Regions from separate parts of the Mus musculus genome. Here region 1 is linked to region 2. The links are chromatin loops, found by intact Hi-C in ENCODE. Cell type or tissue: heart. All regions are shown on one strand. Each heading gives the region's core, and the rest is flanking DNA. Links, peaks and the distances in the headings are about the cores only. Region 1 has its middle 4.5 kb from the start of Med15. Region 2 holds the start of Ccdc74a (coiled-coil domain containing 74A).

Region 1 (5,374 bases), core at 286-5,285, 81 kb after region 2:
GTGATGCAGGCATGGTGGTACACCACTTTAATCCCAGTCCTTGAGAGGCAAAATTTGGCAGTACAGCTGGAGAAAGCTAATTCAGGTTCTTTATCTAAATCTTTTTTTTTTTTTTTTTAAGAATAGGAAAGCCAGGCATGGTGGTACATGCCTTTCTTCCTTCCTTTCTTTTTCTTCCTTCCTTTTTTTCTTCCTTCCTTTCTTCCTGCCTTCCTTTCTTTCTTTCCTTTAAAGATTATTTATTTATTTATTTATTTATTTATTATGTATATGAGTACACTGTATCTGTACAGATGGATGTGAGCCTTCATGTGGTTGCTGGGAATTGAATTTAGAACCTCTGTTTGCTCCGGTGGGCCCTGCTCACTCCGGCCCAAAGATTTATTTATTATTATAAATAAGTACACTATAGCTGTCTTCAGACATACCAGAAGAGGGCATCTCAGATCTCACTATGGATGGTTGTGAGCCACCATGCAGTTGCTGAGATTTGAACTCAGGACTTTTGGAAGAAAAGTAGGTGTTCTTAACTGCTGTGCCATCTCTCCAGCCCCCTTTATCCAAATCTTAGATTCCCCAAGCCATGTAGTCAGAGACCTTCACACAGCGTGGAAGCTTCACACAGAGAGTGGAAGATGTCTTGCACCCATAAAGATTTCAATAGTGCATTATAAACAGAAAAGGCAGCTGCCGGTCCATGACAAAATCAACCCAACCACGTCAACATGGGTAAGCTCATGACCAGAAAGAGAAGGCGGTAACAGCTCAACGATAGTCAAGCCTTCTTCCTCGTGGTGACCTGGCACAGCGTGGTGAGTATGTGTAAGACTATCTCCAAGGCATATGAGAAGAATGAAGACGACTTCTTGTTCGTGGTGCATGCCTCCCAGGCGACATTCAGACCCACATTAGCCGTATAAGACAAGAAAAACGCCTAATGTTTGTTAAGCTCCTACCAAAGGGATGGGGAAAGGACCATTCCCAGTAGAGTCCAGGCTGTTTGCCACTTGTAGCTACACAGGCACCCACCTAGGGTATTAGGAATTCCTTGTCAGGCAGAACTAAGCTCCAGGCAAACACATTTAGCTTGGTAACTCACCTAAACTGGGCTACATTGTTTTCAAACTTTAGAAGGTTAAAAATAAAATACTTTACACTCTAAGTTGCCAATAAAACAAAAAACAAACAAAGAATAAGTTCACAAACCAACCTTGGTGGTGCACACCTTTAATCTCAGCACTTGGGAGGCAGAGAAAATCTGGTCTCTGTGAGTTTGAGACCAGCCTGGTCTACAAAGTGAGTTCCAGGGCAGCCAGGACTGTGACACAGAGAAGTCCCATCTCAAAAAACAAAACAAACAAAATAATAATTAATAATAATAATAAAACGTTCAAAAGGTACAGTGGTTTCAATGGCAACACTTTGCCTACTCTGGTCATCTAGTCACACATAGTGCAGCTTCTTTTGTTCCAATCATAATGGCCAAAATGTACTCATTTCACACAGTACCCAATAAAATACATACACATATGTATGTGGTTGCAGATGAATATAAGTTCAGCTACAACAGAGTTCAGGATGTTTCAGGCATGGGCTAAAGAAATGTGAGAGGGAGTTTACTGATCAGATACCAGACTCTGAGCAGCCTCTTCAAAGAATGGAAGAAGCCAGGTCTAAGGAGTGTCAGGGTTGAGGAGCGAAGATTTCTGGGCTACACATACAGCAGGGGATGGAGAGCTGGAAGACAGAGTCCAGTCTAGACAAAAAACAAACAGAGAATAAGTTCACAAACCAACCTTGATATGCTTCACATATCAAGCAGGTGGTATGAGGAGCAACACCAACAGAAGGGGACAGACTGAATAGAAGCTCCAGGAACAAGCAGGAGTACCCTGCCCCGGTGCACACATGGGTTACCAGTGAGACGAATCCGTGTGTAGCCCTGGGATGCTGTCATGGTGCTACAAGTCCACCCCTTTATAGAGTTCAAGTGTACCCTTTTGTTGGTTTGTATAATGTGACTTTAATATTCCCACGTGCCCCTGCAGTCTCCTTTCACCGGGATGCATTTATAGAATGGACTCTTCTGTTCCCAGCAGTGAGTAACTTATCAGTGTCTACTTCACCGTAGATGGTGCTGTTTACTTATCCACCTGGGGGCACAATCATCCTCTACCCTCTAAATGGACTAAAAACCCTCTTGAGTGCAAGAATCAGGAGAAAAAGAGGCACTCAGAAGAAAGTAAGCCACACTCCAGTGCACGGGTGGGCACTCCTCAAAGAGAAAATCTCAGAAAATAAGACATAGCCAAGTGTGATATAGGCTTTTCAAGAAAGAGTCAGAATGAATTGCCTTAGCAGTGAGCATTGTGAGGGTGAATTTTGACTGTCATCTTGACAGGATCAAGAATTACCCAGGAGAGGCACTTCCAGGCACAGCTCTTAGGAAATCATGTTGATTAGGCTAGCTTCTAGCGTGCCTGTGAGAGACTATCAAGCCAGTTGAGTTGAGGTGGGAAGGCCCACCTTAACTGTGGGTAGCACAATTCTGTGAGCTATAATCTTGGGCTTAGTGCATTTATCGCTTTCTGTTTCCTGACTGCAGATGAAGTGGGAGGAGCTACCTCACAGTCCTTCACCACAGCTCCCTCACATGGCCAACTATAACATCTGTGAGCCAACACAAACTCCTCCCTCAGATTGCTTTTGTCAGGATATTTTCATCAAAGTAGGTGGGAAACCAAGATAAATCTAAGACAAATTTTAGCGTTTTAATGTCTCTGAAGTTACATCTTAAAAGACTGCAAGGAATACTGTATTATTCCTTTTTTCTCTCTCTCTTTTAAAAGATTTATTATTATTTATATGAGTACACTGTAGCTGTTTTCAGACACACCAGAAGAGGGCATTGGATCACATTACAGATGGTTTTGAGCTGCAATGTGGTTGCTGCGAAGTGAACTCAGGATATCTAGAAGAGTAGTCAGTGCTTTTAACCGCTGAGCCATCTCTCCAGCCCCTTCTTTTCTCTTTCTTTTGTTAGATGGGATTTATAGGGTGGCTCAGGAGCTGAGGTGTATGAAGTTGTTCTCTGCTAGAGTAAAGCAGGCAGTTGTGTCTGCCAAGAAGTTCAGCACATGTCCTTTCCCGATAAATGGAGTCTCTGGTGAGAGTCCTATACAACCGCAGGTTCACAACAGGAGAGAGCAGGGCCCCAAGTCCTTGCTAACTGTGCTGGAACTAATTGTTTTTCAACTGGCAAAGGCTTCAAACAGACTCTATCTTCCTATCCTGCCTCAGTTAAATATGCTGCTTAATTGTTACTATTGAATCATCTGAACATACTTGAAGAATTCTGTCTACCTTGATCATGGATTTAGACCAAGAATAAGGAGAGAATCAGAAACTCACACCCAAACATAAAATCTGTTTTGTAAATTAATGAAATAGGATTCATCAGTTCAAGGAAATATTGATGTGAAGATAAGATATGAAGATACTGATGTAAACCAGTAGCTATTCCTGTGTTCAAAGCAACAGGGCCTTTTTGAGCCTTTTTTTTTTTTTTTTTTTTTACTTTTTAAAATTAAAAATCTATTTTTTTTGTTTCTTCTTCTTTTTCCTTTCTTTCTTTCTTTCTTTCTTTCTTTCTTTCTTTCTTTCTTTTTTCCTTTCTTTCTTTCTTTCTTTCTTTCTTTCTTTCTTTCTTTCTTTCTTTCTTTCTTTCTTTCTTTCTTTCTTTCTCGAGACAGGGTTTCTCTGTGTAGCCCTGGCTGTCCTGGAACTCACTCTGTAGACCAGGTTGGCCTCGAACTCAGAAATCCGCCTGCCTCTGCCTCCCAAGTGCTGGGATTAAAGGCATGCACCACCACGCCCAGTGAAAAATCGATTTTTAAGCACAATATATTCTAATCTGGTTTTCCTCCCCCATCTCCTCCCAGATCCTCTCCACCCAATGCATCTTCTCTCTCTCTCTCTCTCTCTCTCTCTCTCTCTCTCTCTTTCCTTCTCTTTCTATTTTTGTTCCCTTTGAAAACAAAGAGACAAACAAACAAACAAAACAAAACGAAACAAACAACCAAACAAAAAAACCAGATAAAATTAGTCAAAGAAAAAGCTCAAGAAAAAAAAGAAGGTAAATGTAAAAGCATACTGTATGAGCAAAATCCCTGTAGAGTTAAAAAGAAAAGTTACAAGACAAAGAATCTCATTTTGTGGTGGACGTCTCCTGCTGGGCATAGGTCCTGCCCTTAAGTATGGTTAGTGTGCCCAGCAAGACTGTTGAAAAAGATGTTTTTCCTTTGGCAGCAGTTGTCAGCTAGAGATAGCTGCTTGGTTAGGGATGGGACATATGTCTACATCCTCTCATTCAAGGAGCCCCCATCTGGGTTAGACCTGTGCATGCCATATGCAGTACCTTCTTAAGAACAATGTTCCGGTTGGCAGTGGTGGCACACGAATTTAATCCCAGCACTTGGGAGGCAGAGGCAGGCTGATTTCTGAGTTCAAGGCCAGCCTGGTCTACAAAGTGAGTTCCAGGACAGCCAGGGCTACTCAGAGAAACCCTTTCTCAACAAAACAAAACAAAACAAAACAAAACAAAACAAAACAAAACAAGAACAATGTTCAGGAAAACAACAACAAAATAAACAAACAAAAACAGTACTCTGCTCTTAGTAATATTTACAAAAGGAAATTGACTTAAGACTTTATGTTTTGTTTTGAAAGCAGAGTATGTGTTTAGTTTCTTTTTTTTTCTTTCTTTGAGTGTGTGTGTGTGTGTTTAGTTTCTATTGTCTACCAGTTGACTACTTAGGAAATTGTCTTAACAAATACAAAGTTCATTTATATATCTGTTCTGGACCTGTAGGGATCACGCAGCCGTTAAGAGCACTGTATACCCTTCCAGTGGACCCAGGTTTGATTCCCAGTACCAACAAGGCAGCTCACAACCATCTGTAACTCCAATCCTAGCCCCTATGTGGCCTCGATGCCTGATGCCCAAGAAAGTCAAAAGAGGGTGTAGGACCCCTGAGTATAGGGTTATGTGTGTGAACCACCATGTGGATGTTGTGAACTGACCCTGGACCTCTGCAAGAGTGACTAACATGTATGCTTAACTTTTTGAGCCATCTCTTTAGTATCCTGGTATTTTTTTAATGGTGTTTGTTTGTTTGTTTGTATGAATATTTAGTCTGTGTATATCTACACACACCTGCAGATGATAGAAAAGAGTGTTAGGTCTTCTAGAACTAGAGTTACAGGTGATTGTTTGCCATCATGTGGGTGCTGGGAATCAAACCAGGGTCCTCTGGAAGAGCACAAGTAATTTTTTTTTTAATGTATACATGCTCTGTCTGCATGTACACCTACA
Region 2 (5,302 bases), core at 1-5,000:
CATCCAGAACAAATACCACATTGGCTTCCAGAAACTTCCTTTTTGTTAAACAGTGTCATTTTTATTTTATGTGAGTGAATGTTGCTTGTGTCTGTTCATCATATGTATGCATTTAAGGAGGCCAAGAAGAGGGAGTGGGTGGGTGCTGGAGACCAAACTCCAGGCTTCTGTAGTGCTCTTAATCAACTACTGAGCCATCTCTTCAGCCTCCAGAATCTTAGAGTCATGGGCAGATGGGGCTGACCTATACTAGCCAGCTCCAGGCCAGCATCTTCCCAGGAGTACAACCTCCTTGTGGTGGGAAGGGAAGTTGCCTTTTGAGTGTCCCACTGTTTCCAATTCCCCTGGTCAGAGCTGAATGACTAGCCCTTACCAACAACCCTATCAATATTTATCTTTTGTGTGGGGGATAGAGATAGTTACTCTTGTGTAGCCCAGGCTGGCCTTGAACTCAGAGATACACGTACACTTACCAAGTGTTGGAATCAAAGGCTTGTGCCAACTCTTTACCTAGCCTGTATTTATTTATGAGATGAATATTTTTTTAAATTTTTTTTCTCTTGACAGTTACACACACACACACACACAGGTCATGTCTTACTCCTTCAAGTGCCCCCAGAGTTTAATGTTTTAGACTGACTTATTGGAGTGTGGGGGATGCAGTGCATGCATGCGTGCCATGTATGGACATAGGTCAGAGGTTTGAGGAATGGAACTAGGTTAGGCCTCAAAGCAGGTGTCACCAGTTGTCAGCGTTCAGTTGTCAACTTGATTCACCTGGGAAAGGGACCTTTTCTTGATTGATGTAGCTATCTTCGGGTGGTACCATCCCTAGGCAGGTAGGTCTGGGCTGTATAAGAAAGGTAGCTGAAAGTAAGCTGGGGAGAAAGCCCCAAGCAGTCTCTTGGTTTCTGCTTCAGGCTTCTGCCTTGCCTTGAGTTCCTTCATGGCATCTGTCCATGATAGACTCTAACCTATAAGCTAAAATAAACCCTCTGATGCCCACTTTGCTTTTCTTTTGATCACGGTGTTTATCGCAGCAACAAAAAATAAAATAGGATGCTCAACTAAGCCATCTCCCTGTTTTGGTTTATTTTTAGGATAAGATCTCACTGTGTAGTCTGTAATGAAACTTTGTATCCTAGGCTAGGATTATAGGTATGAGCTTCAAGGATCAGTTTGAAATGATCTTTTTATTATTTGTGTGTGTTTGTTTTGAAGACAGGATTTCACTATGTAGCTCTGCTGACCTGGAACTCTATGTAGATCGGGCTTTTTGCTGTGCAAAGGATGGACCTCTGGGACATGGACATGGTAGACAAGTGTCAAACACTGACCCATTGGGAGGTGACTTTTGCATAGCCTTCTCTTAGAAATTAAGTTTCCAAACCAGGCATTAATCTTAGGATTCAGAAAGGAGGCAGAGGCAGATCTCTGAGTTTGAAGTCAGCCTGGCCTATGTAGCTAAACTATGTCTCAAACAAACAAATCTACCATGTCATAAAAAGTAAGTGGCCTAGTTTTCACGTGGATAAGAGATGAGCCAGCAGTTAAGAAAGAGAGCTTCCTGCTCTTCCAGAAAACCTGAGTTTGGTTTCCAGCAGACACCCAAGGCTGCCTGTAATTCCAGCTCCGGGGCTCAATGCTCACACATGCACACCCACAGAATATACTCATACGGGTACGCATAAATGAAAAAAAAAAAAAAACTAAAGTCTAGAAAGCCAGGACTTTCTTGTTTTTGATCCTGCTGGCTGGGTTCTCTAGGTAAAGGCAAGCACTGGACTTTTGTTTTCTTGAAGACAGGTTCTCACTGTGTAGCTCTGACTGTTCCGGGAACTCACTATGGCAGACTTCGGAACTCTGGAAGATCCACCTGCCTCTGTCTCCCATTTGCTGGAATTAAAGAAGTGGGCTGGCCGGTTCTCTTGTGTTGGTTCAGACAGCTCTATTTATACACAAAGATTCAGTGAGTGTTGGAAGATTTGTGAAACTATTACTATGTATCCAAAAATGTGAGCTATTAAAATGAAAGACTAAGACCCACTTTAAAAGCCAGTGCGACGGGCGGTGGTGGCGCACGCCTTTAATCCCAGCACTGGGGAGGCAGAGGCAGGCGGATTTCTGAGTTCGAGGCCAACCTGGTCTACAAAGTGAGTTCCAGGACAGCCAGGGCTATACAGAGAAACCCTGTCTCGAAAAACAAAAACAAAAAAGCCAGTGCTTTGGCATACATCTATAATCCCGGTTTTACACAATGAATTCCAAGCTAGTTTGCACTACAGAGTGAGACCCTGGTTCAAAAGTACAAGCGGGGCTAGGGTGATGGCTCAGAAGGTATAGTGGTTTCTGCCCAAGCAGGAGAAATTCGGGTCTAAATTCGGGTCCCTAGCACCCACATGAGAAGTGGGGAGGGAAGGCGCACACCCGGGATCTTAAGCGCTGGAAGCCGGGGAAATGGGAAGATCCTGGGGTTCACGGGCCAGCCCAGCTAGTCACAAGACGAGACAGACCTCTTCTCAAAATCTATGAGGTGGGGAATGAGACCGGACGTCGAGTGCTGGTCTCCACAGGCACACGCACCGCACACAGCACTCATAAGAACTACTGTTCCGGACCAGTTCAAGAGTCTGGCGCCTTGGTTTTTGCGGAACGCGGCCGCAGGCCCCGCCCCGCGGCGCGCCCCGCCCTCTCCGGCGCGCCGGTTCCCAAGGCGACCGAGTGCCAGGCTCCAGCAGCCAGTACTGAGCGGCGGCGACGCCTTCATGAGCGGGGCCGGGCTGGCGGCCGGGGCTCGGCCCCTCAGCTCCGCGGCCCCAGGCTCCCGGGGCGCGGCCCGCCTACGCCCGCGCCCTCCCGCCGGCCTGCAGCACGCGGGGACGCAGCCGCCTCCGCTCGGGTTCAGCGAAGCACAGAAGCGGATCCTGGACCTGGAAAAGAGCCTGCAGTTCCTACAGCAGCAGCACTCGGAGACGCTAGTCAAACTCCACGAGGAGATCGAGCACCTGAAGCGGGAGAATAAGGGTGAGCCTCTGGGTGCTGGCCCAGCATTTACAACCTGAAGGTCACGGCCATCAACTCTTAACAGTCTCCGGGTGCGGGGAAGGATGCGGGAGGCTTCTCTTCGGTAGGGCCTGCCGATAGGCTCAGTCCTCCTGTGCCCACCAGCCCAAATGAACGCTGACCCTCCTGTGCACTCTGTGCAGGGCAGGGTGTAGTCCGGCTCATTATTTAAAACTGTTGCCGAAGTTAAACAGCACACAGCAAATTCCAGTAAATGGGTCACCAACTAAGCACATCCAGATTTTGGGCAGGGATTGCCAGGATGCTGCTCCACCCCACCCCCGACCCCCACCCCCAAGGCTTGGCCTACTCAGAACTTCAGGCCACCCTGTGACATAACTGCTTTTCACTGTCTACAGCTCAGCTAGGGTTCCTCTGCTTCCCCCCACTCCATGCCCTGTGCCTCGGGTTTCTCCCTCTTTCTGGTGTTGTCTTTACCTGGGCATCTTATTACATTAGGGCTCTGCTTGAGACTCACCCCATGTCTGACTGACCAGCCCCATGCCACACCCCACTTACCTTACCATTGCCAGGGGCTCCTGGAAGGCTAGCCAGCCATCCTGTCTCACTTCAGCAGCCCTGCAGCCCTGCCCCTGCCTGGCCTAGTGGATGGGCACCTTGCAGGTGTTGGGGATGACAGGGATCAGCTAGAGGCATTTCTGGTCTGAGATGCCTGAGGTAAAGGGTTGGTGGAAAAAGCTGGTGGGACCCAAAGAGCAGGCCACATTTGTGCTCCCAGTGGCTGTAGATTTTAAGTGTGATAAGGAGTATTTGTTTGCTTTCAGATCTCCACTACAAGCTAATCATGAATGAGAAGCCTCAGAAAAAAGGTAGGACTTGCAGGGAGTTATCACTCAAGCCTATCTGGCAGCAGGGAGCCCTGCATGCTAACCCAGAGGAGACCAGTTCTGGGCACTTGGACAGGTGGCCCTTTCCCCAGCCACAGCTTGCTTGTTTGCTCTCAACACCAAAGGCATGACGTGTGTGCAGTAGGGACAATGAGGTGGCTGCATACCCTCCCTCCCTCTGCTGAGCACAGCTCCTGGGCAGCCCCATCCCCTGGTAGGTTGATGGTTGCTGTGGTGCCTGCCTCTGGTTCCCCAGCCCTGTACCGCTGGTTCCTTACACTTGAGTGAGGGGTTTCTTACCACACTCCCTGTATGGAAAACAGCCCTGCTCGAACATGGAGGGCCAGGTAACAGGCAGGAGTGGGTTCTCAGGCTGAGCCCTGCATCTTCCCACAGGCAGCATCTCCACATGGAGCCTTCACTCTGGCAAGTCCGCCTCCAATTCCACGATGTCCGGTGAGCCAGGGCCCAGGCTGGGCAGTCAGCGGGAGGTGTTGCCTAGAGTTGAAAACCCTCTTTCGCAAAGGGGGTGGCCCTGATATCCTATGTACAGAAACAACCAAGAAGGAGACTGGGCCAGGAGTCCTTGAGGGGACGCGCTACAAGCAAGACAAGGCCTGGCTGTCAGTGTAGCCAGATGATGTAGCAGGCCCACCCAGGTAGGGTAGTGAGTGAGTAGCCAAGCCGTTAACAAAGGAACTCAAGTACTTTCCAAGCCCCTATTTTCTCCTGGGAGGTGGGTATGTGCTCCACCAAGCCCCCCCCCCATGACATCTCAGGGACAAAATAAACAGAGCCTCTTCTCCCACTCACTTCCTCTGGGAGGCTACACAACTTCACTAGCAGCAGCCCCAGCTGACCAGCAGCCCAGATGCCAGGACCTACAGTTTGTTCTACCCCAGATGGAAGGCAGCAGCCCCCACTGGGGCTTTTCTGACACAAGCAGCAGGTACCACCACAGGCTTCACTCTACGCTTTGTTCTCTGCAGCCCTCCTCAGAGTGTTCAGTACAGCAGAGGGAACTGATACATGGTCAGGGCTTCCTGGGTACACTGGTTGATCCTAGAGAATGGGCCTTTGGCTCCCAAGGCCTTTAGTGATAGCCCTGTTGGTGTGCCCTGCAGCCAACTCTCAAGGCAAGACCAGGCCCCAGCCCAGCTCCTTCAAGAAACAAGAGCTGAAGTCTGAAGCCCTCCAAAAGACAGACCTGGAAGAGCAGTCACTCAGCAGTGCTGCCCTGTCCCACAGCAGCAAGCTGGACAGAGTCCCTGGGGCTCAGGGACAGGCCAAGTAAGGCCTGCTTGCACCTGAGGACCAGGCCCGCACCCCAAGGGCCCCAAGCTTACCCTTAGTAGGTTTCCACCCTGGGATCAGCAGGCTACCTTGTTTCC

Evidence for each region. Peaks named below come from ENCODE experiments on the same cell type or tissue, not always from the same donor. Only the 100,000 strongest peaks of a DNase experiment are listed, where the experiment ranks them.
Region 1: a loop joins it to region 2, with 9 times the contacts of the local background. A loop is called at or near these places in 9 of 42 quality-filtered maps.

Annotation. Positions count from the first base shown.
Region 1 is chr16:17,724,788-17,730,161 of GRCm38, forward strand. It overlaps the pseudogene Gm6048. Among named protein-coding and RNA genes, the nearest start is that of Med15, 4.5 kb to the left of the region's middle. In heart, for the core only: CTCF peaks have their summits at 2,652 and 2,852; a DNase peak (open chromatin) is centred at 2,614; H3K4me3 peaks cover 292 bases.
Region 2 is chr16:17,643,760-17,649,061 of GRCm38, forward strand. Smpd4 (sphingomyelin phosphodiesterase 4) reads left to right here. Exons shown (of 19, transcript NM_001164610.1): 19 at 1-1,071. It overlaps Ccdc74a (coiled-coil domain containing 74A), which reads left to right and starts at 2,711. Exons shown (of 8, transcript NM_001166164.1): 1 at 2,711-3,024; 2 at 3,849-3,893; 3 at 4,308-4,367; 4 at 5,036-5,201. The coding sequence starts at 2,766. In heart, for the core only: no CTCF peak of the experiment used is centred there; DNase peaks (open chromatin) are centred at 2,742 and 3,622; H3K4me3 peaks cover 1,565 bases; H3K27ac peaks cover 986 bases.